Linked DNA regions of Homo sapiens: region 1 is linked to region 2. Evidence: chromatin loops called from intact Hi-C (ENCODE). Cell type or tissue: Calu3. All regions are shown on one strand. Each heading gives the region's core, and the rest is flanking DNA. Links, peaks and the distances in the headings are about the cores only.

Region 1 (16,129 bases), core at 4,680-12,679, 120 kb before region 2:
AAGGCTATTCTGTTCAGGTCCAACTGCATCCTACAATATCATTCTGTTAATTTGCTAATTTTCAGAGTACAGGTCTAGGGAGACCTGATCTTCTCTAATTCCCAGGGTTGTTGGTCTGAGGGCCATTGGTTTCCAAAGGCCTTAGGGCAGTTAACTTCCCCATGATTCCTCACTAATCCTCAAGAACTATTTCTTGAGCCTACTGCCTTGTCCAAAGCAGTATCTATTGCTCTGGGAGGCTGAGCTGACACACTTGGTAAACTTGACCCAGAGCCTGCTTCATAGACTACTGATCCCAGTGATATGGTTTTGCATTGTCCCCACCCAAATCTCATCTTGAATTGTAGCTACCATAATTCCCTTGTGTTGTGGGAGGGACCCAGTGGGAGATAATTGAATCATGGGGGCAGTTTTCCCCATACTGTTCTTGTGGTAGTGAATAAGTCTCATGAGACCTGATGATTTTATAAGGGGAAACCCCTTTTGCTTGGTTCTCACTTCTCTCTTGCCTGCCACCATGTAAGATGTGCCTTTTACCTTCCACCATGATTGCGAGGCCTCTCTAGCCACGTGGAAGTGTGAATCTATTAAACCTCTTTTTCTTTATAAATTACCCAGTCATGGGTTTTTTTTTTGTTTTGTTTTGTTTTGTTTCAGATGGAGTCTCACTCTGTCTCCCAGGCTGGAGTGCAGTGGCACCATCTCGGCTCACTGCAAGCTCCGCCTCCCGGGTTCACGCCATTCTCCCGCCTCAGCCTTCCAAGTAGCTGGGACTACAGGTGCCTATCATCACGCCAGGTTAATTTTTTGTATTTTTAGTAGAGACAGGGTTTCACCATGTTAGCCAAGATGGTCTCGATCTCCTGACCTTGTGATCCGCCTGCCTCAACCTCCCAAAGTGCTGGGATTACAGGCGTGAGCCACCATGCCCAGCGAGTCATGGGTATGTCTTTATCAGCAGTGTGAAAACTGACTAATACACCCAGTGAAACCTTTGGGAACCACCCTAAACAAGCCAGCTCTGACATGGAGGCCCTACCTCTTGGGCACCACCAGGCTGGGATCCAAGTCTGTGGCCAGCATCAGCCACTAGACACATAGTATTCATATGGCCTTCCTCTTCATTGTCTGACATTCATGTGCATGGAAACCTACTCACAATCTAAAAAACTGAAAGAAGAGAATCATGACTAATGACATTGTAAGACTTCTCTCTCTGCTTACTTTGTATGTGCTCCACATAGAGTAAAGCACTCTATCATACCAACAATTTTTTTCAAATGTGGAAATACTCCTCAGTTTATGAAAGTTGTTCTACATAACCACCTCCATGTCTCTTATTTCCTTTTAATATTGCTCTGCTTTTCTCAAAGCATTTCAACTCTGCCTCCATGCCCTTACCTTTCTGATCAGTTATTCCCATCTTTGTCATTCCCCATGATAAGCCTTTTGTTTAATCAACATGTAGTTGCAAGTGTGCAAAAACCCATCCTAAATTATGAGTTAATACAAATTACTTTATGTTACATAGCGGTCTGTACTTCTTAAAGTGCTTTCCTGTAAAGGCACCAAGAAACCATTAAGCCAAAAGGCAAAGCAAATAGAATATGCTTATAATAAACCTATAACTACAATTATTTATATTTACATAAGTAAGTACATGGGGATGTATAAAAGACATTAATGGAGGCAAATCCCTGTAGGTATTGAGGGAGGTGACACGTGCTGATAAATATGAGAACAGGAGCAAGACTTTTCAGTGAATAATTTTAATGTATTTTAAATATTATTAAACTATATATACATTCTGACTACTAAAAAAATAAAATCAAGTAAATAAATGAATGAATATGTTTTCATAGGATTTAAAGATTCAAGATGGCAAGCTGGAATTGAGAATGAATTGGAACTCTTAACAGTATATAAATAAAAGACAATTTTAAAATGCCTTGAGCAAAAAATGACTAGAATTCTATATTCAGCAAAAGTATTTCTGAGTTGTAAACTTAATATAAAGGCATTTTCAGACCAATAAAGACTCAGAAAAATTACTCCTCCTTCCCCCAGTTAGGTACACCACCACAAAAAGAGGAAAAGGAAGAAATCATGAGACCCTGGAAACAGGGAATCCAATACAGGAGAGAGAAAAAAGGAATTCCCAGAACAAAGGCAAAGCAAAATCCCAAGGTGAGGACAGTACCGTGGCAGCCCTAGAGAGCAACGTCTCTCGGCAGGGGCAGAACAGAGGCAGAAGAATGGAAATTTCCAGGAGGGATGCCTTCAGGTGAAGGACAGAACTAACAGAGTCCCTGCACAGTTGGCCACTTGGAAGTTTATGTTAAGACTGTTTTACGTTTCTTGGGAGAGGAGAATAAATTTGGAAATAGAATCAAAGAAAATGAAGCAAATGGAACAACAAAGCAATTATTAACTACAGGAAAAACAGAATGTTTTCACAACAAAAGAGCATAATCATAACACATTATGCAGTACTGAATGATATTTACATAGTCATATTAACAGAATTAACAAAAAATTTTGATGTGACCATATTGTCAGTAGGGGAGAAGGGGAGTCTATTCAAAAACTAAAAATCTTCAGCTTCCATCAGTAGATAGCATCTAAAGTATCCTGTTACAGTCTGTCTAATAAAAAAAAAAAGTCTATCTTGTGCTGACTCACAACACAGTAGATGAATATTGATGAAAACCCTCTGCTCAACAAAAAAAAGGGTTACCTCCTTTGGCAGTATTTGCCCTGGATGCAGGAAGACAAAAGAGGCTTTCCCTCATTTTTATAAGACTTATTTCTGGACTACTTAAGCAAGCATTATTTTGAAACAAAATAATTTGATGCATCCACATGGCTATTTTCATATTTAATCTTCATGATACTCTGTGAGATAAATGGAATGGCTATCATATGTATATTACTGATGAAGAAACATGTAAAGTGTCTGTTGATGACTGTCAAAGCCATGCGTAGAGTTACGTTTCTGGCCTCTTCCTCCAGGATGCTTTCCCCTATATTCTGTCTTATAAAGTACAGAGGTTGTATGTAATTATTTACTCAGAAATTTTTAAATAATGCTCATTATCTACCACAGGTGCACAGAGAACTTTGGACTCACCCATAACTTGACAAGCTCCAGGGTGTTAATGGAAGTCGCCACATTTAAGAGCAGAAAGATGTAATCCATTTCTTCCTAAACCTCTTCATAAGTGATTCTATGGCTAGACATTTTTTACCATAAGTATCGTGTACACATTTTAACTTACCCACTAAATATTTTCCTTTAAACTTTTATAACAAAAGGAAATTGACAAAAATAAAAACAGCATTTCAAGAAGAGGCAAAGAAAAGTGTATCCCTGTAGTTCTTCAAGGTCAGACTTTACAGTAAACATCAAAGTCTGTTTCTGCCATAACTCAGCTAAAGGTTCTTCATGAAAATGGTTTTGCCCTTTAACAGACAATATTAGACCCTGGTTTTGCCCTTTAAATCAGACAATATTAGACCCATTAATAGGTCCATGTCTGTTTCATTCACCAGTGCCCAGCTCAGTATCTGTATTTAGAGGGAAGAAAACATGTGTTTATTAGATAAATCAAAGGAAGAATAAAATAATCCAGATGATCAAATACTTGAGAGCATGCAAAGGATTTTGCAATAAACCAATGTTTATGTAGTCAAATGGACATTAAGAATTTTCAGTTTGGTAAGCCTACTCATGCTTTCATCCAACTTTTTAAAGGTTTACTGTGCCAAAGGCTCAGCGCTAACAATGGGTAAGACACAATCCCTATTCTCAACAATCTGAGTGTCTAGTGGCAGACAAAAGCAGATATAAAAAACTATTGGGGCACAGATGTTATACATGCTATGAAAACAAACAAACACAATGGACACAGTGAGGCCTAAGGAGTATGTGATTTGTTTTTCTTGAGGACATTAGGAAATGCTATCTAGGAAAAGGGGTAATTCACTCTGGGACAGCAAACTAAGCCTGACGGGGAAGTAAGATGTGGAGTAGGATGAAACAGAGGCCAGGGGAAGGCTATCAGGAGTCAGATCACAGAGGGTTTTGTAAGAAACAGTAAAGAGCTTAGGTTCTATTCTACAGGCAGTGGGGAGCCATTCAAGAATTAATGTCATTAAGATGTCCCTCAGCTATGACTTTCATAGATGAATATCAGGTTCAGATTTGAGTTTTTATAGACAGCACTCTAGCAATAACAGAAGAAGAAGAGACGGGTATGATCTGGCAGAACAGTTGGTGGCACTTAGAGACTATTGCAATAGTGCAGAAATAAGATCATGAATCTAATTAGAATTTGCTCAATGGGACCAGACCCAGAGGCTCAAGCCTGTAATCCCAGCACTTTGGGAGGCCAAGGCGGGCGAATGACAAGATCAGGAGATCGAGACCATCCTGGCCAACATGGTGAAACCCTGTCTCTACTAAAAATACAAAAACTAGCTGTGCTTGGTGGCATGCGCCTGTAGTCCCAGCCACTCGGAAGGCTGAGGCAGGAGAATCGCTTGAACCCAGGAGGCAGAGGTTGCAGCGAACCGAGATTGCACCGCTGCACTCCAGCCTGATGACAGAGGGAGACTCCGTCAAAAACAAAGAGATAGAAACACAGACTGAATTCTATATTTGTACTTAAACGTGAACCCCCAACTTAGAATATACTGTAGGCATTCTGCTTAACATACAATCACAAATAAGTCTTTCCCAAACACAAGTGACCATACAGTGATAGAAGTAACATAACCAGCTACTTTTTAAATACGTAACAGAAATGAACCAAGCATCAATAAAGCAGTAAGGGTTGTTTTGTCTTTTGAAATATTGTTCCTAAAATATTTGTGCACCAAGGAAAATCAGAGCAATCCTGAACCCTAACATGAGAAACAAGTAATTATCCCTCAAGTCATTAAGATGCCAGCTTTCTCAAAAATAAAGGACAGAGAGAGAAAGGACTAAAAACCAAAGTCCTTTTTAAAAAGTTTCCTTACATGTTATTCTAATCTTATTTTAAAATTACTATGTAGGATTCTCTCATAGCTGTGTTTTCCCTCTTGATGACTTGAGGAATTACTTAAAGTACATTTGGTCTAAGAAGATAAAAATAGCAAATAGTTTAGAATGGCTACAGTAAAATACTGATAAATACACAAAGAAAACATTTTGTGGAATAATATGTTCTTCAACTTGGGACTTGTTAGCATCTTATTTTTACACTTCAAATCAGGCTCAAGCAAACAATAAACTCAAACATTACCTTGAACTTTTTCACCACAATTTTTGTCTTATCCTTGGGGAAAGCTGGAACCGTCACTCACTGTGCAAATGATTCTGTTTGAGTAAAGAACTATAGTTCATTTGTCATCAAAAAACCAGCTTTAAAAAAAAAATGATTCCTAGATCTAGTCTTTAATCCTTGAAATAATCTACAAAACCTTCATTTATTTAATCTAACTCTAAGGAACGGAAGGATTAAATGTCAGATATCCTATTTATGACTAGTTAATTGACCACATCAATCCATAACATTACACAGTTCCACTGTTTGGTTGTATCCCAAGAAGAAAATTCCTCAGCATCATGAATATCAGTGAAAGTGAATTCAGTGAAACACGATCAGTAAAAGTGAAAAATAAAGCTAAAAGAGAAAATCAACAGCAAAATTTGACTTTATAACCTCACATACACTTACCATATACAATATACAAACTAGAAACACAGGCAATGTGCAAGGATTTACAGGATGTCAAAATAATTTTCAGTGCATTTCACCCTCTTTCATAGTGCAGATATATATTAATAAAAAGAAGCTGTAGCTATAATATTTAATTTGCACAATAAATACTGCTAAGCATTTCAAAATTATGTGATAGGGATTATAAAGAAAAATTAGATGTAGCCCCTCCTTTCAAATGCCTATAATCTAGTAGGAACACTTACAATTTGTCTTATTTATACAAGCAACAAAGATACAGAGCAATGCCACTCACTTTCCCTAAATCTAAAAATAAACTGAGGAATTTAATTAACTATACTAGCTAACAATTCTCGAACCATTAAAGAAGCTGGGTTGATTTTAAGAAAAATAAGACAATGGGTAGAGAAGAAGAAAGGCAGGGAGAAAAAGAATGGAGGGAGGGATGCAAGGACAGGAGGAGGAGGAGAGGGAGACAGAAGGAAGAAAGGAGTGAGAGAGAGGAAGAAGGAGGAGGAGAAGTGGGAGGAGACAAGGAAAGAGAAGCAAAAAATAAAAACACTTTCTTAGTTTTAGAAACAGGAACATAGGGAAAAATGGAAATACTTCATCCTGTTCTCTAATGAGTTTCAAAATTGATACCTTGGAAAGAGGAAGCTGTTGGGCAGATAGAAAGGAAAGCAAGTAAACCAGTCCCTAGGATACTTAAAATAGGGAGCGGAGGGGAATCACCAAGAGCTGACTTGAACTAAGAAATTTAACCAACAAGAAGTCCTGAACCATGCTGTTTCTTCACCAAGCAGAGGACATTCTCTCACTGCATTGAGACCCTAGAACCTTCTCTCCCTTCATCCTGAAGCCTAAGAAGACATCTTCTGCAAGCTGGTCCTGAGAGCAAGATATACGGTGCTATCCTCCATTGCTCAACAAACAGGAAGTCCTTCTGCCAAAGCCAAATAAAGGGAAGGGTTGGACTGATGGGTCCGTAGATAACAAGTTGGCATTCAGAAAGCATTTCCTCAAAGAAATCTGATAATTATGGTGATAACTTCAAGTACTATACTTTAGGTATGTTAGGTATTAAATTGAATTTTGAATAGCATTGTTTCTATGGGAAAATGCATTCCAAGCTCCCAAATTTACCACAGAATTTTTGGCATACAAATTGCCTAAATGTTGTGATTGTTTACATATGATAGCATACATCTGTGCACATGATTATTTTTCTAGTATCTTTTACTATATTTGAATGTTAAATTAAATGTACAATTACACTGGAATGTAACTTTTTATAATCGTTTACATAGGACAAAATTGTTGGGCAGGGTATTCCTGGAACCTGGTATTTTTGAGACTGCAAAGTTCTTTCTGGCATGGTAGGAGGTCTTCAGGTGTCTCTAGGCTATATTTATTGGTCTTCGCTTACTAGTTTTAAAGTAAAAAATTCAACGATCTTACAGGATGTTCTAAAGGCAAGGGCAACAAAGTCAGATAAGAGTCCTAACAGTGACCATAGCCATCTAGATGACCTTGAGCATGCCACTTCATCTCTCTGGAAAACAGTTTTTCCCTATAAATGGATGTGGTTAAATAAGATGTTCTCCAAGTTTCCTTCCAGTTGCCACCATCTACTTTTCTCTCCAGAACTTAGCCTGTGTTATGGATCTCTTATTATCACACTAACAAACTGCTCCAAAACAGTGTCTTAAAACAATAACGCTTACGTTACATCTCATGACTTTGTGGAATTGGAGAGAAGGGTTTATCTAGGCAATTCTTCTGTTCTACATGGTGTCAGTGAAGGTCACTTTCCCTAAAAGGCACGCAGCTGGTGTAGGAGCTAGTCTAGACCATCCAACCTTGCTTTACCATCGTGTCTAAAACCTTGGCAGAGATGGCTGAAAAGATGGGAGCAGCTGAATCTACACATGGCTTCTCCAGCACGGTGCCTCGATATAGTCAGAGAGGGCTCAGATAAGGTAGCTCAGGGTTCCCAAAGAGAGTATTCTAAGAAACAGGAAATGGAATCAAAGCCAATCAAAGCCTTGGACCAGAAATGGTCACACTATCACTGCCAAAGTATCGTATGGGTAAAATAATCAGAGCCTTCCAAGAGGATAGGACATAGATTTCCTCTCTCAATGAGAAATGTAGTAAAGAATTTACAACCATCTTTAATCCACCACAGACTATATCTAGGAACTGACACCAGCAGTGACACTCATTACTCTATCCAATGTTTCATAGCAGAAACTGAAGAGATAAAAAAGAATAAGGAACAGTCGCTACCTTCAGAAAACTTCACAGTTTGACAAAAAGAATGACAAAGTAGGCAGTGCTTTTCTGATTAACCAAGCTCAAGTTTATTTATTCTACTGTAACTAATAGAGAATTGATAGAAGCATATATGGGAAAATGCTACCTAAAAAGAACAAGTTTTAAAGAAAGTATTTGCATATGCACTAAGTCTGGAAGGAAGGAGGAAAAATAGCATATTATGATGTGAATGACATATATCTTCAATTCTCAGGCAAAACACTATAAAATATTACACAACAAATCATCTGTAGAAGATATCTGTCTGTTGTAGATTTATAATCAACTAGCACTTTTGCATATCAGAATCTTAATTCTTATGACTAAAAAAGAAAAGACCCAACATAGAAGAGATGCTACTTAGAGCCACTGTTTATAATGTAATGCGAAAACACGAAGAAACCAGAATAATTTGAATACATGTCTAAATTATTAACTTATAAAAACTTCACATGATCCTTACTTAAATAAGTTTCAGCAAGTCATATTTCTTTAATAGTCTAAATTAAATTGATAATGCAACCTAGAATAATTCAAACTAAAACAATCAGGTCACAGGTTCCTTGTGTCATTTAAAGCATGCACCCTCTGCTGTATGGATTTGGAACTATCCACAGACAAAACATATTTAAACAGCGCCCCCCTGTGTGATCTACTTCAGCAACCACTTTAGGAGTCATAGAGAAAGGGCAATTCCCGTTGCCATAGAGGTTGTTTGTTAAACAATAAATATACTTTAATTTTAAAAGCAATGCAATTTAAAATTCAAGCAATTTCTAATACCTTTGAGATGAAGCAAACAGATGTAGACAATGGTTATCCTTTAAAAAATTATAGAACTTCACATATATAAAGCATGTGGATGTATGAGTAATAGCTCCTCCTGTATTGATTGACCACTCCTTCTGTAGGAGAAATGTCATTATTTCAAACCCTGATTCAATCAGATTATATCAGGGTTTCTTCAAAAGTGGTATAGAGTCAAGCTGCCCCAGAATTATAAGAATCTCCCGGCAGGTACTTGTTAAAGGTTTTAATGTTTCAGCCTATGGAAATAGAGTGTCCAAGGATGAGACCCAGGGATCTGCACTTGTATCAAATACTCTAAGCATGTGATATGCCCACTGGGGTTTGAGAATTGCCATCCTAAAGCATTACATGTAAAACAACTTTTCTAAGATGGAAGGATAATTATATTGACAAGTAAAATAAAGATTTATTAATTTCTTTTTTTAAATGGAATTTAATTCAATCTCTAAATACTTAAATCATTTTTGATTCCATGCTTTTAAGACCCAGTATTCTCTGCACTGATATTTATAGCCCCACATTTATTATAATGATGAGTATTTGGCTTGCTAATAGTGACCACACAACAGCAGGACCAGTCCATTGCCAAATCTCTACCGTCTCTGCAAGTGACCTGGGTTCTTTCCAATGGAAAAAAAAAAGGTTGAGAAAATACATTCCTCTCCACTTCATCTACTTTGTCCAATTGTTCTCTAGGCCACAGGGCAGAATTTTTACTGACTTAAATCTCAGTTAAATCCCAGACAAGGATCTGTCAATGAAAGTTAATTTTAACACCCCAGAGTACAGCTAAACTCTTTCAGTAAGAATACATCCTGATCTTAGAATGATCCAATTTCCCTAGCAGTTTCTGAAAGTCATTCAAAATCTTATAAATTGAAAATAATAATAATAATAATAACGACAATGATTTCTGACATTTTCTGAAACAATAATACAAAGGATTTTTGATATTTCATAAAGGCAGTATACCGATACCATAAGAAAAACACTATGGAGGTAGAGGGAGATCAGAACATATTAAGGTTGGTTTCATGGGTGGTGTAAAGGACAACTCTTTTTATTGTTTTCACTATATAAACATCTACAATACTGAAAGCACAGAGAAGGTATTTTGAACGTAGTTTCTAAATAGAATTCTACCTGTGAATTTTGTGTTAGATAGGCAGGGCTGGGATTGAAATCTGAAAATCTGGGTTCAAGTCCTGGCTCTCTCAGGCATAATCTGTATATTTAACCCTTGATCTTTGACCCTGTGTTTTTCCATCTGCAAAACTAGGACAAAACTAAGGATTCCATTTATTACATTCAGATATTAAAAGAATAAAAATAACATATTTGAAATTATCTTAGAAACTGTGTCATCATTAATATAAAGGTACGATATATGCACCCTTATAAGCCAGTGAAAGAGAAAATAAATCACACTACTTTACAACTGCAGACCTTCACAATTCAGGATACAATCTTAACAGTTTTGAAGAACTGTTTTTCCCAAAGAAGTAAAAAATATTTTTATATTTAAATTTTGTTTAATTATTATAATTTTACATATCTAGAAATAAACTAATCAAGTCCAAGGTAACATTCAGTGAAAGGAAACTTTATATAAATCTAAAACCGGTTCTGCTCCCTTCAGGCACACTGGTTATACCATGTAAGAGTAATGTATCAGAGACGCCCACCTTTGGAATTCTACTCTGCAATATTATCCATAGTATAGGCCTGGCCTATTTATAAAACAAAACACTTTTTGTGTGTCTCCAAATGTATTTTTAAATTTAAAAAAAAAAAAAGGAAAGGAGGGAAGGGAAGAGAAGGGAAGAGAAGGGAAGGGAAGGGAAGGGAGGGGAGGGGAAGGGAGATTAGGAGTCTGCAAACCTTGCCTCTGCCACTTCCTATCTCTGTAATTTTAATCAAGTAATACAGTCTTTCTTTTAACTCTTGAATGAAGACACTAACATCTTCTATACCTATGAACATATAAGGAAATGATGAGAGAGATGATTACTGAAATTACCAAAATTCAATAATATCTTGACATGCTGGAATAATAGGTCAAAATTGAGATTTACATAGGGATGGAGACAATATCCTGAAAAAAATGTGCAATTATTTTTTTCCTTACAATTACAGACAAACTTGGTTTACACGTACTTCATAAGAAAGCATTATAAAAGGATTTTATTGATTATAAGCTAATGAGCTCACTATCATTGAAAATGCTCAAGAGGAGATTATACAGATGATCATCTAACAAAGATTTTAAAAATGAATCCTACTCTAGGTGAGAGTGTTATCTGAAACTTCAGTTCATTCAGCAAGTATATACAGAAGACTTAGTATGTGCCCGGCACAAGGCTAGAATCCAGAATCCAAGCCAACTGATCCCTATTGCCCCCAGAGATTCCTGGATTGTGGAACACTAATAATGTAATGTAATTGACCTGGTAGATTATCCCTAAGCAGGGCACCTAACATATATCTATTATGGGAAGAGAAGACTCTTGCAGCTGAGTCTTCAAAGATATGTTATTTGAAGCTAGCTATTTAAAGATTAAGGAAAAGAGATATGCAGGAAGATTGAACATCTATCTCATGTAAAGACCAAAGTCAGGTAAGAAAAAGAAAGACATTGTACAAAACTAAAAAAAAATTAAGTGTGGTCAAAGCACAGAGTATGAGATGGAAAGGATTAGAGGCATGATTAGAGAGGTGGTCCAGCTGTATAGTACCTCAGGGTCCCATTTAAATCAGTATCTGAAGAGTGAGGGGTATTCATGGAATGGTTTTAGGAGTAAGATAATTTGATTAGCCATTTAGCATTATTGCTTCCACCTATGAAAAGGGGAACTTAATACATGATGAAAAAATGTTAAAAAGCTTTGGGAAAAGAAAAGATGATTAATAAGTGGTGCTAGTATGAATGGATGGTCATTGGATAAAAAATCAAATTCCTATCCTAAAAAAATAAATTGTGCTATGTCAAAAACCCAAGTGTGTAAAGTAAAACATAAAAATGACTACATGAGGCCGGGTGCGGTGGCTCACACCAGTAATCCTAGCACTTTAGGAGGCTGAGGCAGGAGGATCACCTGAGGTCAGGAGTTCGAGACCAGCCTGGCCAACATAGTGAAACCCCGTCTCTGCTAAAAATACAAAAATTAGCTGGGTGTGGTGGTGGGCACCTGTAATCCCAGCTACTCTGGAGTCTGAGGCAGGAGAGTCACTTGAACCTGGAGGCAGAGGTTGCAGTGAGCCAAGGTCGAGCCACTGCAATCTAACCTGGGTGACAGAGTGAGACACCACCTCAAAAAAAAAATATATATATATTAACTCGACGAAAAAATATTCAGGACAGAGAGGGAAAAATTCTTAAATAAGACACACAAAAGTACAAAACTAGATTTAACTAAATTAAAACAAAAATATTCTGTATCATAAGAAACACTATAAACAAAGTTAAAGCAAGTCACAATTACTGAGAAAAGATAATTGCAATGTTTACAGTTGCAAAAAGATAGCTATCAATACCATATAAAGGATTCTTACAAGTCATTTTAAAAAATGCAAACAATGCAACAGAATAATACAGGTAATTCACAAAGAAGAAGTAAGAATGGACAGAAGCAAATAAAAAGATGCTCAACCTTACAAATAATCAAGGTAATGCAAATGAACACAGTAATTAAATCTCATTACACTCACCACATTGGCAAAAACTTTAAATTCTGAAAATACCAGCTGTTGATGAGAAAGTGTGGAAATGGAGACGCATATAGTGCTGGTGGGCACAACCACTTTGGAGAGCAATTTGGCAATACCTAGTAGAACTGAACATGCACCTGTCTACAGCCAAGCAATTCTACTTCTAAATACATACAATAGAGAAACCCTTGCACACAGGCACAAGAATGTATATTATAGTGTGGTCTTTAATGATGGAAATTGAGAAATTCTCAGTTTTCTTCAATGGGTAAACAAAAAATTGTGGTACATGCATACAATGAAATAAAATTAAAATAAGTGATTTATATTTATTCATATGGATTAATCAAAAATGTCAAACGAAAACAAGTTGCAGAGATAGACATACAATATATTTTTAAATAAATCATTAGGACACATTATAGTATTATATGTGTAAAGGCATAAAAACATGGAAAGAAAGGATACTCACCAACCTCAGAACAGTGTTTCCCTCACAGCAGGAAAAAGGGGAAATAAAATGGGATTGAGAACAAAGACACAAAGCAGAAGCAATCATGTATGAACAATCTCTTCTTTCTTAAAAAAAAAAAAAGTTAGTTCTCTAACTGTTTGGAATTACTTCACGGTGAGAATCCTAGTATTACATTCAACAACATGGATAAACTTCCAAAACAGGCTGAGTGAAAGAAACCAGATGCAAAAGGTCACATACTATATGATTCCATTTTAATGAAATATCCATAATAGGTAAATCCATACAAACAGAATGCAGATTTGTGGTTGCGAGGGGCCGAGACGGAGAAGAGAATGGAGAATGTCTATTCAATGGGTATAGAATTTTCTTTGGGGGCAATGAAAATGTTTTGAAACTAGACAAAGGAGATGGTGGTACAACACTGTGGATGCACTTATGTCAGTAAATTGTAAATGCCAGTAAATTGTAGATTTGGGAATGGCTAATTTTATGCTTAATGAATTTTATCTCCTTAATAAAAACATGTAAGCATACAACACCTCTAGGAGTAGAAAACTACTAAAAATAGAGTACCAGTGAGGAGAGTCTCAAAGTAATTATGTAAGAGATGATTTGACCTGAGCTGTTGCAATAGCAGAGAAGTTTTGAAAAGTGGATAAATCCAAGAGTTGTTCTTCCCAAAGGACTTGGTACCCAACTGGATGAGGAGAGAGAAATAAAGAGGAGCCAAAGAAGAGCTAAGATATCTTATTTTCTAGTACAGGAAGAGTATATTCTATTTCCAGGGAAGGAAAACATGAGAGAAGAAGCAAGTTTAAGAGGAAGAGTATTCACTTGTTTTGGAATCTGCTGAGTTTGAGATGTCTATGGACCGTATAAATGAAGATATCCAACAGGCAGCCCAGTATACAGATCTAGCCTAGACTTACATGCACACTGCAATTGAGGCCGTGGAGGTAGATGAGATCATCCTGGCAGTAAAATGAAAACAAGAAGTTCTAGGACAAAACCCTAAGGAATACCAACACTCAAATCCTACAACAGAACCTTTAAGAGGCAGAAGTCAAGAAAGTATTTCAAGAAGGAAAAAGTAGTCAAAATGTCTAAAACTGCTCAGACATCAACACAAAGACTCAAAAGTAGGTCTTCAGGAATAAGGTGGTCTTCAGAGACTTTAGTTGAGAGCTATTTCCTGCCAAGCTGCAGAAAAGTAAAGTAGGAAAATAGTTCAAATGTTTAAAACCCAATATCTTTACTGGTAGTGATATAGATACCAATAAAATCAGAGAAGCTCTAGAAAGGACTATGGCTAAAGAATAAAGAGATATCCAACCCTCATGAGAGTCACAAGGAGCCACTTCCCACAGAAATGAAAACTACACTAGCACTTCTCAAATGTTTCCACCAGAGATACCCAACATGCAAAAGAAAGTAATTGTACAGCCTTTGCCATCTCAGGGTAAGAATATCTGAGGCGTATAATTTGTTCTTAAAAATTCATGCACATTATGTATTCTACTCATAAATACAGGAGTGTTTATTTTAATATAAGAATGTTTTTCCCATATTTTCAATTAAAGTTAACGTTCCAAAAAGGTGTTCCATGTTTATCATGCAACTTCCCATATGGCCCTCCCACAATCCCCACACATCCCATATGCATATATGCATCTTATACTCCCACTTTGAGAAATATGGAGGAGGTCCATCATTCCACAAGAGTGATTGCCCCTAGAAATCCCTTTTAGAAATCATTTGCCACGACACAATACCCATAAGCCCCTACATGATGTGTAATCATTTCTTCTTTCAATTTTTCTTAAAATTACATCCTTCAACTTTAAAAGTATGTTTCAGATATCATGGAACTTGGCGGGTAAATCTGTATTGAAGAGACTTTCATTACGACTCCTCTTTGTCTTTCTTGACTAAAGAGTCAATTAATTTATAAAGTACTTTATACATGGAGGTTGACCCAATACCTTTAAATATTTAGTCATTTTTCTCTGAACCTCTTCTATATCTTTCCCAAGGTGCAGGCATGGTTTTGTAAAGGGCCCCTTAGGCTTCTGGGACAAAGGCAGATTTCGCCTAAATGAGGTCATTAAAACAAAACATCAAGTTCCCAGTGCCCTAAGATTCCAAGCCAATGACCTACAGAGTGTTCCAGCTGATCTTAATTTCCTTGGCACAGCACAGTAAGACTACTGTAATATAATGCAAAATAGCTCTAAAGAGAAACTAGATACTGGCTAGAGTCTTGCCAATACACAGTTAAATAATACCAAAGTAGCCCTTTCATCTGAATACTGTGTTTCACACGCATATGTCACCCTTCCCAGGAATGAAAGTAATCTTCCACTGTGAATGTGGGTTGATTGAAAAGCTTTTACTGGACTCAGCCCTATAAAGTATGCATGCTTTTTAACTGGCATACATGGGCTGCTAAGACTGAAAATGCTTACAAGGGAACCAAAGAGACAAAGAACAGAACCCATTCTGACCAAGGGTAATCCAAATTTAGAATGTGCTTATAGTGGTAAATCAATACTCAAACATTTATCCTGACCAGGCTCTTTTTTAACATCAAACAATATCAGACTCTTCCTGGAAAATAAACTAAATTTCACTTTTCAAAGTTTCTTTACACATTTGATATCATTTATATTAAAATATCAGTACGTTTCCAAATATTCTCTCCCTTAATAACAATGACTTCCCAGCTCTTTATCCATTCATTTCTCCATTTATTTATTCTTTCATTCAGCAAAAATTTACTGAGGGCCTGTGAAGTGCTAGGCATAATTCTACATGCTAGAGATTGAATAAATAAAGCTTACTCAATTAACAAATAGTTCCTGTCTTCACAGAGCTTATGTTCTACTGGGAAAAGGCAGTAGATGAATCCATATATATGTGAACATAACACATGTCAGATAATAATAAATGCTAGTTAGAAAAATTAATCTGAGCGAGGGAGAAGAGGAAGCACACAGGTGGTGGAAGGCAATGTTAATCTTTGAACTCCATCAGAGCTAAAATAATCTTTAATAATCTGTTAACCAGCAAATCAGTTAAGGACCTCATATAA
Region 2 (16,116 bases), core at 8,117-16,116:
TTTCTCTTATCCCACTTGAATCCTTTCAATGATACTTTTCCCAGCCTTTGATCCATTAAAAGGATTCCTATCAAAGTCACCAAAGACCTTGACTATGAAGAAATCTGTGGCCACTTCTCAGAACTCACTTATGAGACCTATTAGCAACATTAAACAAAGCTGACCACCCTCCTAAAATACATTATTTTTCTTCCAGGAGACCACATTTCTTACTCTCTATAGATCCGTACTCTCTGGCTACTCAGTTTTCTGTGTCTGCTTCTCTTCATCTCCTGATCAACACTGGTGTGACACAGAGTGTGGTCTGTGAACACATTCCATTTAGTATCTCTGCTCCCTCTCCAGAGGATCTCATCTATTCTCTTTATGTATTATTTGCATGCTGATGAATTCCAAATCCACGTCTCTATCTTGGACCTCTGTTCTGATCTCCCCTTAATGTCTGAAGCCTCTTCAATTTAGCATGTCTAAAACTGAGATCATGATGATTCCTCTTTATCCCTCTGCCACATCCTATTCTCACAGCCTTCCCTGTCTTAGTAAAGAACAAGTCATCCTTCCATTCACCCTCATCTTGTATCTGTCACATCTCACACTGAGTCAACCCTTTTTTCCCTTCCCTTAGAAGACATCCAACATCCAGCTTAACTGCTACTATGTTGTCTGACTCATCATTAGGAAGTACCTAATTAGACTCCATCTCCACATTGTTTCCCTATAGTCCTTCAACATAGCAGCAAAAAGAATCTGCTATCTTTAAATAAGATCAGAAAAAAGGATCCTATTAAAATGTAAGCCAGATTAGGTAACTTTGGTCAAAACCCACTAATAGTTCCCTTTATAAGTCCATTAACAACCCGGTGTCTAGCTTTCTCTGGCCTCTCCTTTGGTAATGGAATGGCTCACTCCACTCCAGCCACACTGGCCTCTTTGCTGCTCTTCAAATGTGCCGGCAGAGTTCCTCCATCACAGGGTGGTCACCCTTACTGCTCCCTGTGCCTGGAATGCTTTTTCTTCTGATAACTCGGTGTCCCTTCATTTTCTTCAGGCCATTTCTCAAAAGTCATTTTTTTTTTTGAAACAGAGTCTCACTCTCCACCTAGGTTGGAGTGCAGTGGGTGACTTGGCTCACTGCAGCCTCCACCTTCCAGGTTCAAGTGATTCTCATGCCTCAGCCTCCTGAGTAGCTGGGATTTCAGGCATGCAATATGACACCTGGCTAATTTTTGTATTTTTAGTAGAGATGGGGTTTCACCATGTTGGCTAGGCTGCTCTCGAACTCCTGACCTCAAGTGATCTGCCTGCCTTGGCCTCCCAAAGTGATGGGATTACAGGCATGAGCTACCATACCCGGTCAAATGTCATCTTTTCAATGAACTCCTCCCTGACTCCCAACATTTCTTATCCCTGCTTCCTAGATTTATTTCTATGATGAGCATTTAATTGCTCTCTAACATACTATACAGTTGACTTATTTGCCTTGTACATTGTCTGCTCCCACTGGGGTTGACCACAGAGGCAGAGATTTTTTTCCCCTACTATTTCACTCACTGCTGTATGTCCAGAACCATGTCTGGCTCACAGAGGGTTCTAAGTAAATACTCCTTGAATGAATAAAAAAATGAATGATATGCTGCCATCTTCATTTGTAAATAAAAGACCTTGACATACTCAGACCAGGGGCACGTGTAAAGCTTGGGGCATTCTAGTCTTACAAGACAACGTAGGTACCTCTAAGGGAAGTGAACTAATTCATAAGATATTTTTCAGTCTTTATGCCTTGCTACACACCAAGAAAAATTTGGCAAATTTACTATTTTGTAATTTTTTAATATACCTGCCAGAGAGAAAGGGAAGCCTGCCCCCAAAGAAAAGGGTTTGAGTTAGCCATGCTCTTTGCCAACTGTGTTAGGTACTAAAGAGGAAGGCAGGTCACTTCAACAGGGAGAGAAACATTTAGGTCTACAGTGGCAGGAGCTTCACTGAACAAACCTCTCATAAACCCACTAACTGTGCCTCATAACAGGGGGGTGCGACAAGGTGGCACCAGGGAGATTTTACCAACAGTTGAAATGTTAAACTTCTCTCCTACTAGTTGGTAAAGAGCTGCCTCCAACCCCATCCCATTACTCTGATTCCTCCTCCAAAATTCTTCAGATTTCTCTATAATCCAGCAAGAAATGAGTTAAAGCCTGCCACCCAAACTCAGATTCTGTCTCAGAGTCACTGAAGTCAATTCTGACTAAATATTATGATCATCCTGACTGGGGTAGGCATGGGGGTGGATTCTCAATGGATGTTTGAAATAATTCAAAACAAGGGCCCGCTGCAACAAAAAGGTAAGAAAGAAGTGCACCAAGGAGTTGCCAGTATTTAAATATTGTTTTGAATAGAATATAAAGGTTAAATAGAAATCTTTCTACTGATAATGCCCTTCTGTTCTAAAACTTTCCCTTGATATCTTAAGAGTAACACATTTAGGAAACATCAGAAAAAAGGCCAAAAGTTCTCCCAAAAGAACATGGCCCTTCACTTTAAAAAAATAATTGTCTACAAATCAAAAGCAGTAGAAGATGTGATTTTATTTCTCGGATTTACTTCTGTAAAGCCCTATTAAAGCCATGCTCCACTCCTATGGCAGATCTAGTTTACCAGTAAGAATGCAACAGGTGATCAATAAGTGGTAGCTTAAAGCATGAAGCAACAAGAGCATTTGATTTTCCTCCCTAGTTCCATGTTTCCCTTGTTTCAACTGATTGCTTTCATGAGGTGTATAATAAAAATGTGTTCACCTTTAGGTCACATTCCTAATCTTTGTCACTTACTGGTCTTTTCCATGATAAAAGCAGCCATGACATGAATTTCTCAATGAGAGTATCTACTTGGGAGTTAGAGCTCTTATATTTTGGTTATAATAAAGCAGACAGTATAGAAATAAAAATGGAGGAATATACACAGACTCACAAATTTTTATGAGCCTATTCATAACTAAAGACAGAATAACCATAGACTCATATATTTCATTATTCAGGCTAGAGGTCTTAAAATAAGCTAGCTTTTTGTAAAACAGAGTATTTATATTTTTATGGATAAAGAATTTAAAATTTGTCAAAACAGACATATTTCAGTTTTATAAATGCTAAATTTTTTTCAACAGCATTTATGAAGATAACTGGGGGAAATGCATATTGAAAACACAAAGCCATGGACATCAGGGGAAGCATTTATTTTACAACCCTATTCTGTGACATTCACCACCCTTACCATGTTGTGCATGGGTATCATGATGGTAAATGGATATGCATTACTAAAGCTGAAATTTGAATTAAAGAGGCTAAGAAAAAAGACATTGGCTGGGTGCCGTGGCTCACGCCTGTAATCCCAGCACTTTGGGAAGCCAAGATAGGTAGAATATCTGAGGACAGGAATTTGAGACCAGCCTGACTAACATGGTGAAACCCCGTCTCTACTAAAAATACAGAAATTAGCCGGGTATGGTGGTGTGTGCCTGTAATCCCAGCTACTTGGGAGGCTGAGGCAGAAGAATCGCTTGAACCCGGGAAGTGGAGGTGCAGTAAGCCAAGATTGCGCCACTGCACTCCAGCCTAGGCAACAAGAGTGAAACTCCATCTCAAAATAAATAAATAAATAAATAAAAATAAAAAGACATTAGAGGAAAGTGAACATGATTGTCACTAATTGATACGACGTACAATTATGTGGTCTGTCATAACTGGAACTTACGCTGTTAATAATGGTTAAAACTTATTAAAGTTGAGGACAAAATGTAAATTTAACAACTGGTATAAGTCGTGCAAAGGCAAGAGTTTTGAAGAAATAAGAATAGTGAGTTTAGATAATAACCAACAGATTAATGAAGGACAGAAATGTAAATTTTCTTTTGAAATATGAGTAATATTCATATTAACATTCAAGGAAATAGCTTAATATATATATTTTTTGTTGTCATAAGACACAGAGGCAAGAGGTTTTATGAAGACTCTTGGAAAATAATTTCAATTATTTAAGAAATTGCCAAGGGAAGTTAAGATAATAAAAATCAAATAAAAATCAAATTGTGTGTTAACTAAAACATCACTCTTAACACAAAATGGAAGAACAACTGGGACTTGAGAAAGAGATGTTCTACATCTACTAAAAAACCTTCTCTTGGGGAGGCGCGGTAAAGTCTGCAGGAAAAGAAGGGACATTTAAGTTAGGAGACTTCGATATTTCTAAATAGACTGTAGCCAGGAAAGCACATGTATACACTGGGATTTACAGAGAATATACATATCTAACATGCAAGACTGGAGAGGCTCCAAACCCAGGAATGACTAATGCTAAAAGCAGCCTTACTAAACTGCCACAGCATTTAAGTAATATTTAAGTAATACACATCATGAATTTAGAATGCTGAAAAATTAAATTAAATTAAATTAAAAGGCTGGGAAGACCACTGATCCCTAAGCAGCAGCATTCTTTTTTTTTTTTTTTGGAGACGGAGTTTCGCTCTGTTGCCCAGGCTGGAGTACAGTGGTGCGATCTCAGCTCACTGCAACCTCCGCCTCCCGGGTTCAAGCAGTTCTCTGACTCAGCCTCCCGAGTAGCTGGGATTACAGGCAGCCACCACCATGCCTGGCTAATTTTTTGTATTTTTAGTAGAGATGGGGTTTCACCATCTTGGCCAGGCTGATCTTGAACTCCTGACCTTGTGATCCACCTGCCTCGGCCTCCCAAAGTGCTGAGATTATACGCGTGAGCCACTGTGCCCGGCCAGCAGCAGCATTCTTAAGCTGTATTTTCTTCTGTGCACTTTAGGAGTATGCTCCAAAGAGTCTCCCAATAGTTCTGCTCTTGCATTCATCAGAGCTAAACTACCCACTATTTCTGAATCTGAATTTGTCTAGTTGGAGAGAGGCTTACAGAGAGTTTGCAAGGTAGAAGGCGACCCACTACAATGATTCCCAAAGAAATGGGTTTTGGAGTCAATACAAGCGGTTGAACCAGGAAACATGCCATTTATTGTCTCTGTGACCTTCGGCCTCCTCATTCATGAAAAGGAAAAGTACTAGCACCTATGTCAAAAGGGGCTGGGATACTTAAATGAAATATTATATGTAAAATACATAGCACAGTGCCTAGCATACAATACATGCTTCATAACCATCAGCTGATATTATTACATGCAATTTGTCTGTTTTAAAGTACATGAAAGTGTTCTGCAAATAAAATAAGAATTATAGTTATACAGATGTTGGAGTAAAAAGCATAGGTAAAAGGAGGTATTTAAGATTGTACTCTCTGGTGACTGTGTTGGTAAGAGTCCTATTGGAATCAGTCTCAGTAATAATTAACCTTAAAACTCAACAGTGCCCAATGTTCAGGAACCAATGCTTAGTCTACTGTATAAACATTCATTGTGGGTCTAAAAATCTCCACCTTTGAGTCAACTCAGGTCTCTTCAACATACTTTAAAGGACTTTAATAAAAGTTAAATATTTAACACTACTTTGTTGAATCAGTGATGAATTCATGGATATGTATTATAGTACATACATTTGAAATGTCTCATAAGCAAATTTAATGTGAAAAATTAAAGAACCATTTATAACTGTCTTCAGCTTTTACTACCAACAAACATTTACTTTGTTCAAATTATGACTACATTTTAAAAAGTGGTAGAGATTAAAATTTATTAAGTCTAAAGGCTTTACAAAATGAGAAAACACAGAGGTTTCTACTTACTAGGGGAAACTGCTTTGGTTAATCATTAGAGATGTTCAATTATTTACTTTAGTTAGAGTCACTGATAAGTCTGCTTGCCATTAATGAAAACTGCACTTCTAACAGGAATGCACATCACTGAATTTTATGGTCTGTAAAAAGGAAAATACCACAAGGAGAAACAGAATCTACTAATGAAAGTGGCAAGGTCAGGTTGAAAACCATGCCAGATTGTTAATCCCCCAGAATTCACACCCAGATCAGAATTTCCTGATTCAAAATCCAACTAAATTTAGCTGAAGAAAATAGAATCAAACGGCATTCAAGAGATTTACTGAATACTTGCTCTGTACTAGTTATTAGATCACTTATTAATCATAGTTGAATTATAAAAAGTGGGTCATTGAAATTGACGTATCCTGGATTAAAGAGTTAAATGAAAGAATACATATGGAAAATAAAAACACTCAGGGGATAGAAACATAGAGGCTCAACTTCAATAATGTTAAATGTTTCTAATAGAATCTGTTGGTTCTGTTTATGATTTTCACAGGTGGAAAAGGGTGGGGTTAGTGGAGAGAATGTAAACAATCCCTTGAAATTGTCTTAAAACTCATGTTTTGTTTTTCAAGGGACAGACTCACATTATTCTTCTCCAACCTGGACATTCACAATAAACACTATTAAATAGTATAAAATATCTTATAAATTGACATTAATTTATGGTATTTGCTATTGTGTCCCAATAACTGAACTTTTCATATATCTGAGGGTCAAGTTTTAACTCTTAACTCTTGATGGAAGAATGTTAAAAAATTTTTACAACTTAGACAAGCAAGTCAATTTTAAAGTGTCATTATTATATATATTATTATTACACTATAATAAATGTAATTTAGAAGAATGAGGTCTTGTATTGAATTTGCAAAATAAGCTGTGAGTTTTTATCACAATTAAATCAGTTTTATGGTTGATGTGATAAAATTAGCTCAATCTCACAAGACACAAATAATGTATATAATGATGAGGAAAAAAATCACTAAATCCCAAATAAAAGTCGCCTCATAGAAGTTTTGGTGTCCACTGTTATATGTGTATCTTTTTACACCTGTATATACATGATGCACATAGATACACACACACACGTGCATGCAAATTTTGGCTTGTATTGTATGAAAGCATACTTGCCAGTTTCTTTGTTATATTATTGTGATTTGTAAAAATAAAATGTTATCTTTTGGTGGGGTGGGGGAAGTTTATTTCTGATGTCCTGTATCTCCCTGTGCTACATCCTTTTCCTCTTTGGATGGCACTTCCTCCACACTCCTGAAAATCTAGGGCTTATGCATTCTATTTTCTTATTCTCTATATAAACCTGTTTTAAGATTCTTCACTGATGGCATAGAAAATCTTAGCCTGCCTAGGTTTTGTAGATTAAGAAAAGTCATATAACATCAGAGTGAAGGGGTATAAGGAATAGAGGTGGCATGTCAGATCCCAGACAACTATAATAACGAGAGAAGAAATAGGTCAGCAGTACCAGGGCCTGGAGCTCTTACATCTACACTAGGCCAGCTATCACTATGTGGACAATTTTAATGCTGCTCCTACCAATCTGCTGAAATAAATATTATGAGAGGAAGCAATGAGGTTACAGCTAGGTTCACTTATATGTGATCTAAATACCACCACCAACAGTAACTTGTACCTTTTTGGTTAATAAAATTAAACCCATTCAGGGGATTCTGAGTGGCCAAGCTTGCCACTAGATTTCTCTTAAAGTCATCTACTTTAAAACTCATTATTAGTCAATGGTAACATGGTTACCATGGTTAACAAACTCATTAACCTAAGCATGTCGTCATCAAATATCAAGTCTTTTACCTCTTTTTAGTAATGCAATACCTATGCAATTGTGTTAACTTTTGTGTTACAGTCAGGAGTTTGGGAAGAAAGATGTCAGTCAATGTTTTATTTTGTTATTGTACTTTAAGTTTCTGAAATCCTCAGAGGAGTAATGCCAGGATTAGACACCGTCATCTCGTTAACGTTGATCAAACCAAAACAAGCACGTTCATCTGTTAGAGGCCAATTTTAAAAAATAGCAAAATAGCATAATTTTGTAATACTAGAGTTGGAAGAGACTTTGGGAAATTTAATTACACAATCTTATTCTACAGAGGAGAAAACTAAGTCATAGAGAAGTTCAGCAAAGGTGAAGGAAAAAAAATGACAACGGCAAAGAAGAAGATAATAGACCTATTAGTAGAATTCAGGAGTCTCTCTCTCAGGCCAGGTCAGGACTTCTTCTTTCCAGCCCTTGTCTAGGCACAATAGAAAGAAACACACACACACACACACACACACACATTAAAAAATCCCATGTTATTCCCCTGTAAGTTTTTTCCATTTGTCTTCCTGAGGCAATCCGTGCTTTCATCAACCCTATGATACTCTGATAAAGTATATAAACTAAGTCTTACTCATGATAATCCTCTGCATACAGCATTTAGTAAAAGCCCAATGATGAGGGTCTAGCTCAATGGTACATCTTGGATGAAAAAAAAAAAAAAAAAAACCAGGATGAACCACCAGAAAGCAGAGCTCAGGATCAAGTTTAAAAGACAGGGAATGGTGGTAACCATGATTCCCTGTGATCACAGTGATGAGGATAGAGGTGTTTTTAGCCACAGGGTAGGAGAATGTGAATAATCTAGAAGTTAACCGAGTTTAGGACCTATACCAGAGTGAAGCTACAGTCAATCAAACAAACTGGGGCCAACTCAGTTCATCCAGAAAGGCAATTAAGGCTGGGAGCAGGCTTATCCCAGGGACACCTTAAGGTTATCACTGTGGCTCCAGAAAAGAGGCCTGCTTCTATCTGCCCTGGCCTCTGTTAACACATGCTGGTTACCAGAGAAATGCAAATCTTCCCATGAGGTCACAAACATCACAGAGATAGAGAGGCTAAGTAAACTTCATACTGGTAAAGTAAGCCTCCTAACAGTAATTATTTTCAATACTATTTTATTAACTCAGCATGTTATTTTAGAGAGGTACGACTTTTTACATACTAATAGACAAGAATGAGAAATCCATATTAATTCCACAAATGACCTACTGCTCTTTGAATAATATATTTTTCCTTAAAGTTTAACAACTTATTAATTCCTCATAATTCATAGTTCTTTTAGGCTAAAACTGTCAGAAACCTAAAATGTAATGGCCCAGAGGGTTGTCATAAGGATTAAATAAGTAATGTTCTTAGAGCCTTGTCTGAAACATTAGTAAGCATTATATAAGCATTCACCATTGCTTTTGTTATTGTGATTATGACCCTTTGAAAATCTGATGAAAACTACAGTGGCAAAGTATGTATTATATCTAGGAAAGCCTTAAAAAGGGGAGCAGATTAAATATTATACTGTGTTGGTACATTTCTCTACTGAATGAAACCAGTCATATTTTTGGAAGTATAGACAGCTGTATTCTGTACAGCAAACTGCAAATGCCATGGTAACCACTGTTCCTAGGCAATTGTAGAATTATGCATGGTGGTCCACTTTCTATATAATAAATATAAGAGGAAAATGGAGGGGAAAATAAAATATAACAACCTGTGTAAAAATCTAAAAAGGGGGATGTTTCTTAAACATTGCAAATACATACTCTATTACAACAGAGGGTACAACCTTACATACTCTATGTAAAATAACTAGGATTAAAATTAAGTAAAATAGCAAAATATGTACCTGTACATTTCATAAGTATATGACAATACATCATCTTATCTGCTTATAAACCATGATATATATTAGAATATAAAATTGCATAAAAGATGAATAATGTAAAACATTTAAAAAATTAAGTCAGTTATTTTAAAACTAACACTCTAGGTATTAAATTTCACTTGCATAATACTAGATGGCAAAGAGTTTCCGTTTCTCAATAGTTGAGTGTTTGTCTGAAGCAGGATGCAAAATGAGATAAAATAAAATGCCCAGTGAAGATCATTTCTTACAGTGTTTCCAGCCACAATGTAATATCCCAGAGAAAATGATGTGCCATCCCCGTAGCCAGGAGAAAAATTGATTGCTGTTGTATATCCATCATTCCAAGCAGCAGTCACACCAAATGTGCCAAATGAAAAATTCTCCAAAAGGTTCTGTGAATTCTATGGGTCAAGATTACCAAATACTTTTCCCTGACTCTTCTTCCACTTATTCAAATGTAAAATCAGCTTATGAGGCTAATTTGTCAATAAGACCAGAACATCCTTTGGCCATTGATTTTATTAAATGTGCTCTTCATAAACTCTTGGTCAGCAGATACGGTGCAGAAACTAGATTTCTGAACTTAGATTTATCTGAGAATTCTAAGTCACTTTCAATTTAAGTCAATGTAATCGAATTTCTGACTTCCCATTTCACAAATGACAATCTTATCGTAAATAACTGTGTACATTTTATATAAGAATATATGTTATATGGTTCATATAAATAAAGCATGATCTATTATATGTCTTGTTGCACAAATGGCATTTCAAATCATCAGGAAAAATCATATTTAAAAAATGCTCAAAAACTACCAAGAAATACTGCCAGAAAATTTCTAATGGGAAAGTTTTCTTTTCAAATGAACATTTTCATAGAAGATGATATATTCACCTTCATAGGAAAAATGACATGAGACTTGAAATAATGTGAAAGAGGGTACATAGAAATTTAGGGATTTGAAAGGATACTGCAGCAATAATAGTAAAATATGTGTTCTTCAAAATGTATTCTTTAGATGGAAAAAATAATTTTAGATGCAGAAATATTCTAAGAAAGCTTGGGTTAAATCATTTGCTAACTTGGATCTTTGCTATCTCGGCTAACTTTGAATAGTCTTTGGAAACTGCACAGTTAGTTTGTCAAAATTAGCTCAGCAAATCAACAGCCTTTTATGTGAGCATTTTCAGTATAAGCTCTAAAAAAACACCATCCATATACTTTAATTTGCTAATATTGAGAAATATCTTAGAAGAATGAGGCAAATTATTAAATATAGACAGCCAAAAAATATAAAATAAATGTGGTTGACAAAATTTTTCCTAAGCTACAGATTTACTGACATCAGTAAACCTTGACTAAGGCAAACATAGTTTCTGTGGCTCTTAAAAGAACAAGAAAATGCATTAAAAACTCAAAATGAATAAAATTGCTAATTATAAATCCCTTTGTCATGTGTTACTGACATTTATCTCTCTAGCTTTATTTACCCGCATGAATAAGCATTTTCTACTTCTCATGCAATGTAACTATTTCCAATATTTTCTTTCTGCTTTATTAAAATGTGCTTTGGAGAAAAAAAATGGAAAAATTAGAATACTGTACTTCTGTCAAACAGCGCACCCTTGTGGTTTATTTTGTATCCTGAACAATAAAAATTAAATAAAAGTGTCTAAAATTCACATACTTAGAACCAATTTGGTCATACATATTTTTCTTCCAAGTTATGTTTTCCTCAACATGCTATCATTTTCAATCACTAAAAATAGTGATATTTTACATTTTCAAATTGAAAACTAAATTGTTAAAATAGATACAAACGTTTATAGTGATAATGACCATCTTTGATTTTAAATTTAAAACAAGCAAGCAGTGAAATAAGTATGATTCACTTGTACGTTCATATGTTTTGCTGAATTTCCTGAATATTTGCATCTGGCTATATAAACCACATTTTTACTATTTTAAAATTCATTATTATTTTTTAAAGACACAGTCTCACCCTGTCACCCAGGCCGGAGTGCAGTGGTGAGATCACAGCTCATTGCAGCTTTGAATTCCTGTGCTCAAGTGATCCTCCCACCTCAGCCTCCTGAGTAGCTGGGACTGCAGGCACACACCAACATGCCTGGCTGATTTATTTTATTTTATTATTTTTTGTAGAGGCAGGGGTCTTACTTTGTGGCCCAGGTTGGTCTTGAACTCCCGGCTTTTAAGTGATCCTCCTACCTCGGCCTCCCAAAGTGCTGGGATTATAGGCATGAGCCATCAAGCCTGGGCTATAAACAATTTTAATTCAAGGATCAATTATATTTATATGCATTATGCAATGTACAGTATAGTTTAGTTGGACCTTAAGTTTTCAATATAACCTTATCTAAATTCTGGCTTTTCTATAAAAGCTTAAGAAATATATTGCTAAAAATTACATGGTCCAATTACCATAAAAGTAAATGTAAGCAATCTTTAAGTTAACCACGTACTTCTGAAAATTTACCAGATATATGAATGACATACTAAAATTTTACGATATAAGTGTGACACATTCTCATTGTATATACTATACCTGGCTATGAAAGCAGTGATTAATGTTTACTTATCAATTCTCTTGAACACCTACCATGTTACAGAATTTTGCTGGAGAACACAATTCCTGCCTTCTGGGTGGGGAAAAGAAAAAGGTAAAATTTAACAATGCTGCAAGCATTAAGCCATAATACAACCCTAAAGTTTATCTTTAGAGGATGAGGTAAGTAAGTCATGTTATACCCATCAATTTAATATTATTCAATCCTTCGAAAAGGGAAGCCCTTTATGAACTGCTAAGAATATCCAGAATAAATAATTCCATACCAAGAAGTAAAGTATAACATGCATGTAGTATATGGCCACCTGAGGAAAAAAAATATTTAGCATGAATATTGGTTTTAATATGCATACATTATCTCTGGAAAGACACACAAGAAACTGTTAACAGTGGTTGCCTCTGGGCAGGAGAACTTGGTGGGGGATAGGGAAGGAGAATTTTTACTGTATTCCTCTTTTTATCTTTAGAATAACATATAAAACCTATACATAATGCAAATTAAGAGAAAATAAAAAGGGACAAGAGGAACAAATTCAGAGAAGGTAAAGATTATTCTGCGCTGGCATCTTCAGAAAACTCTCCATGAATCTGATAAAAGAATGGACATCCTTTGGATGGGTAAGTAGAAATGAAGAAGATGGAAGTGGGGCCATTCCATTCTGAAAAGATACAGAACACAGGATTTTTGCATCAGCAACAATAAGTCAAATCTTCTGGTTAGAGATAGAAGTATCCTATCCTATCAATGAGGAGGCATTAAAAAGTTTAAAAGTAAAATTGTAATCATTCTGTAGAGGATCTTGGATGCCCAGAAAAATGACAACAAGCTATGCAAAATTTCTGAACTGAGAAGTGATAATTAAGAAATACAAATGCAGCAGCTTGCCACGTTGAGAATTTCAAAGACACATTAAGTACTGGTTTTCTCTTTATACTCTGTCCTGGATTTCTCTACAAAAGATGTCAGCAGAGGGAATAAAAGACATCATGAAGGGAGACTGAATGAAGGATTTGTCTCTAATTAGATGTAAAAAGAAAAAAAAACAAAGATGAACTTGAGCTTTTCAGTCTGGTGAAAAACAATGATTCGGATCTTAAATACGTCTTCCAGGTAGTCATGAGTCAATAGCAACTGTGAATTCAAATTGCAACTGGAAGAATACCGAGACTGGAATTACGAAGTTGATGTACAGTTTCCTAGGGCTGCCCTAACAAATTACTGTGACTGGGTGGCTAAAAACAACACAAATGTATTCTTCCACAGTTCTGAAATACAGAAATCTGAAATCAAGGTGTTGGCGGAGTCATGCTCCCTTTGAAGGCATTAGGGAGAACCCTCCCTTGCCTCTTCCAGCTTCCACTGACTCCTGGTAATGGTTCGCTGTGGCAGCATAATGCCAATTTCTGCCTGTCTTCACACGACCTTCTCTGTGTCTCTCTGCCTGTGTGTCTCCTCTTCTTATAAGGATACCTGCCACTGGATTTGAGCCCACCTCAAATCCAATATGAGTTCATTTCTAGATCCTTAAGTACATCTGCAAAAATTCTATTTCTAAATAAGGTCAGAATCACAGGTTTTGGAAGGGTTAGAGCTCAGACATACCTTTTGCAAGGAACATATTCAAACCACTACAGTTGAGAACCATCAGCCCACAAACTCAAAAAAGAAGAGATGTCTTCTCTGAATAAGTGCAGAAATATAGACCAAGACCATGGATTTAGTACCTCCAAATTTAGAAAATGAATAAAAGAAACAGTGACAAGAAAAAAAAAATAGAAGAGGGCTGAGATATAAGAAGAGGTTCAAGACCAAGGAAGAAAAAGACAAATCAAGACCAAGGGGGTAATTAACCACATCAAATATATCAAGAAGTTAGTTGCAGAGATGCCTAGGAAGGTATGAATTTTTGTGTGCACTACAGCTTTATCACTAAGAATTTTTGCAATGAATAAATAAAAAATGGTTCTTCAGCTTCTCTAGGGAAAGACAAATAAGTCTGGGTCCTACTGAACAATACATCAAAGAACTATCCAGATGTCCAGATCAAAAGAAAAAATAATTAGAAAATTGTATAAAGATGTGTAGTTTGCCAAAGGCAACATACTAAAAAAAAAAAGATTACTTAACACAGGGGCAGCAACTGGTCACAGAGCAGAGGGAGAGAATCAAAAGAAATAGCTTTCAGTGAGGTCACTGGTGGCACAGCCCAGAATTTTAAGAAACAGACTATTAGAAAGACAACATAGACCTCTTGGGGAGCCAAGTACAAAGGAAGTTTACTGAAATAGATTGGATGAGGACAGCTGGAATAAAGATTTGTGAGCATGGGCTAAAGTATATTTCTATATATATTAATATATGCAAAAAGGTAGCTACTCAAGAGTATAATTTACACTCTTCTATGATACAACAACCCTAAAAATGCTACTTCTTATTGTGAATAAATTTAAAAGGGCTACAAGCACAAAATAAAGTCTTTGGGACCCTGACTTGACCCCTGCTTACCATGCTTAATTTCAGTCTCTGTTTCTTGCTCATGTCCAGGCAAGCCATCGTGTTCACATTCCTGCGTCTCTTAACAGGGTTCCTTGGCCTAATGCACTCCCACACATATTTTAAGAGTGAACTCAAGAATCATCTCTCCGTGAAGATTCTCCCAACTCTCAAGCAGTTACCCTGCAAATTCTTTGTCAGTATGTGACTCTATAACTTGACAAAAACATTATCCTCCTGATTTGTGAGATTGGATGAGATTTTATAAGATGAGATTTTATACCACAAATACTAAATTAGACAAGAAAGTCTTCATAGAAATAAGAAACTTAATAGATAATTTTCCAAGTACTGAGGTTAAGCATTTTCAAAATTCATTTCTATCTCTTTGAGTTGCATGTATGATAGCCTATAAACTACATTTTAAAACTATGGTTAATTTTTTTTAAGTAAAGGAAGCACAGAAATGTGTACCAGGTGCTTGGGAAGAGTTAATTTACTTTAGCATTGCATTTACTAAGCCCCCAAGGGGGAAACAAAATCTTTCAACTAGACACAAGAAAACTTCTCAGTGTCTCAATTATCTCCAAATAAAATCTGCTCTCAAAGTTACTTAAATCATTCTTTCTGATTACCAGCAACAATATATACAGTCTCATCTTCAATCATATATACCTAAAAATTCATTTATTTTTCACATGGATAAAGCAAGGAATATGCAGATTGTTTAGTCATGAAAAGTAGTTTGCAAATGGATCTCCACAAAATGGCAAACTCAGGGAAAATTTGAGATTAAAGGTGTGTAATAGTAAGAAACTTTGAGAAAAAGGTACACATAGAACTGTGCTTTGAAGATAAGGGTGCATAAAGGTAACTGTGATATATTCTATATAAAAAGGCTCATTTTCTTTTTTCACTGTGGAGTATCTATGTACTAGGTAGATACCAGGCTATTCCCTGGAGAATCTGAGTCAGGTCAAGAAAATACGTGTGGTTAGAAACCCATGAACACAACTCAAAGACTGTGTTACTGTATAAAAAAGAACTATTCAAAAATAAAGACTGTATTTCCATTCCTATTACATGCACCTAGCAAGAGCCCCTAGTTAGGCCTTAGTAAACCAAGACTTTAGGTTTTCAGATTTTTTTTTGCTTGAATATGAAAGTTACTTAAAATGGACATTTATCCTTTACTGCATCACAGACCTGTATGTACATAGAAGATCTATTCCTAGTACCAATCTTAGAATGAGCTATTCATCTTATTACATATTAGTAACTGTTACTAATTACCAACTGTTATAGGACTACTTCTTACTAGTCTACCTAGAAAAGATGTTAGGTAAGAGGAAAAATAAATGGTACACTGCCTCATCCAAAAAAACAAAATAGAAAACAAAACTACACACCTTATCTGTCTCATCCACGCTCATGGATTTCACTATACAAGAAGCAGGCCTCTCCTGGATGTGTGCAAGGTCTTGGGGGACACTCTGAGATGCTGGCATCGGGGGCAGTGGAGCCCGCCTCTTCTT

The links. A loop is a pair of places that touch in the nucleus more often than their neighbours do. Peaks named below come from ENCODE experiments on the same cell type or tissue, not always from the same donor. Only the 100,000 strongest peaks of a DNase experiment are listed, where the experiment ranks them.
Region 1: it touches region 2 in a loop (2.7-fold over the local background); 3 of 110 quality-filtered maps call a loop at or near these places.

Annotation. Positions count from the first base shown.
Region 1 is chr2:164,591,499-164,607,627 of GRCh38, forward strand. The region is part of intron 2 of GRB14 (growth factor receptor bound protein 14); the gene reads right to left. Among named protein-coding and RNA genes, the nearest start is that of GRB14, 22 kb to the right of the region's middle. In Calu3, for the core only: a CTCF peak has its summit at 8,677; a DNase peak (open chromatin) is centred at 8,663.
Region 2 is chr2:164,706,085-164,722,200 of GRCh38, forward strand. COBLL1 (cordon-bleu WH2 repeat protein like 1) reads right to left here. Exons shown (of 14, transcript NM_001365672.2): 7 at 15,991-16,116. Among named protein-coding and RNA genes, the nearest start is that of SNORA70F, 26 kb to the left of the region's middle. RefSeq lists an enhancer at 5,700-5,844 and a cis regulatory region at 5,765-5,778. In Calu3, for the core only: a CTCF peak has its summit at 11,125; a DNase peak (open chromatin) is centred at 11,137.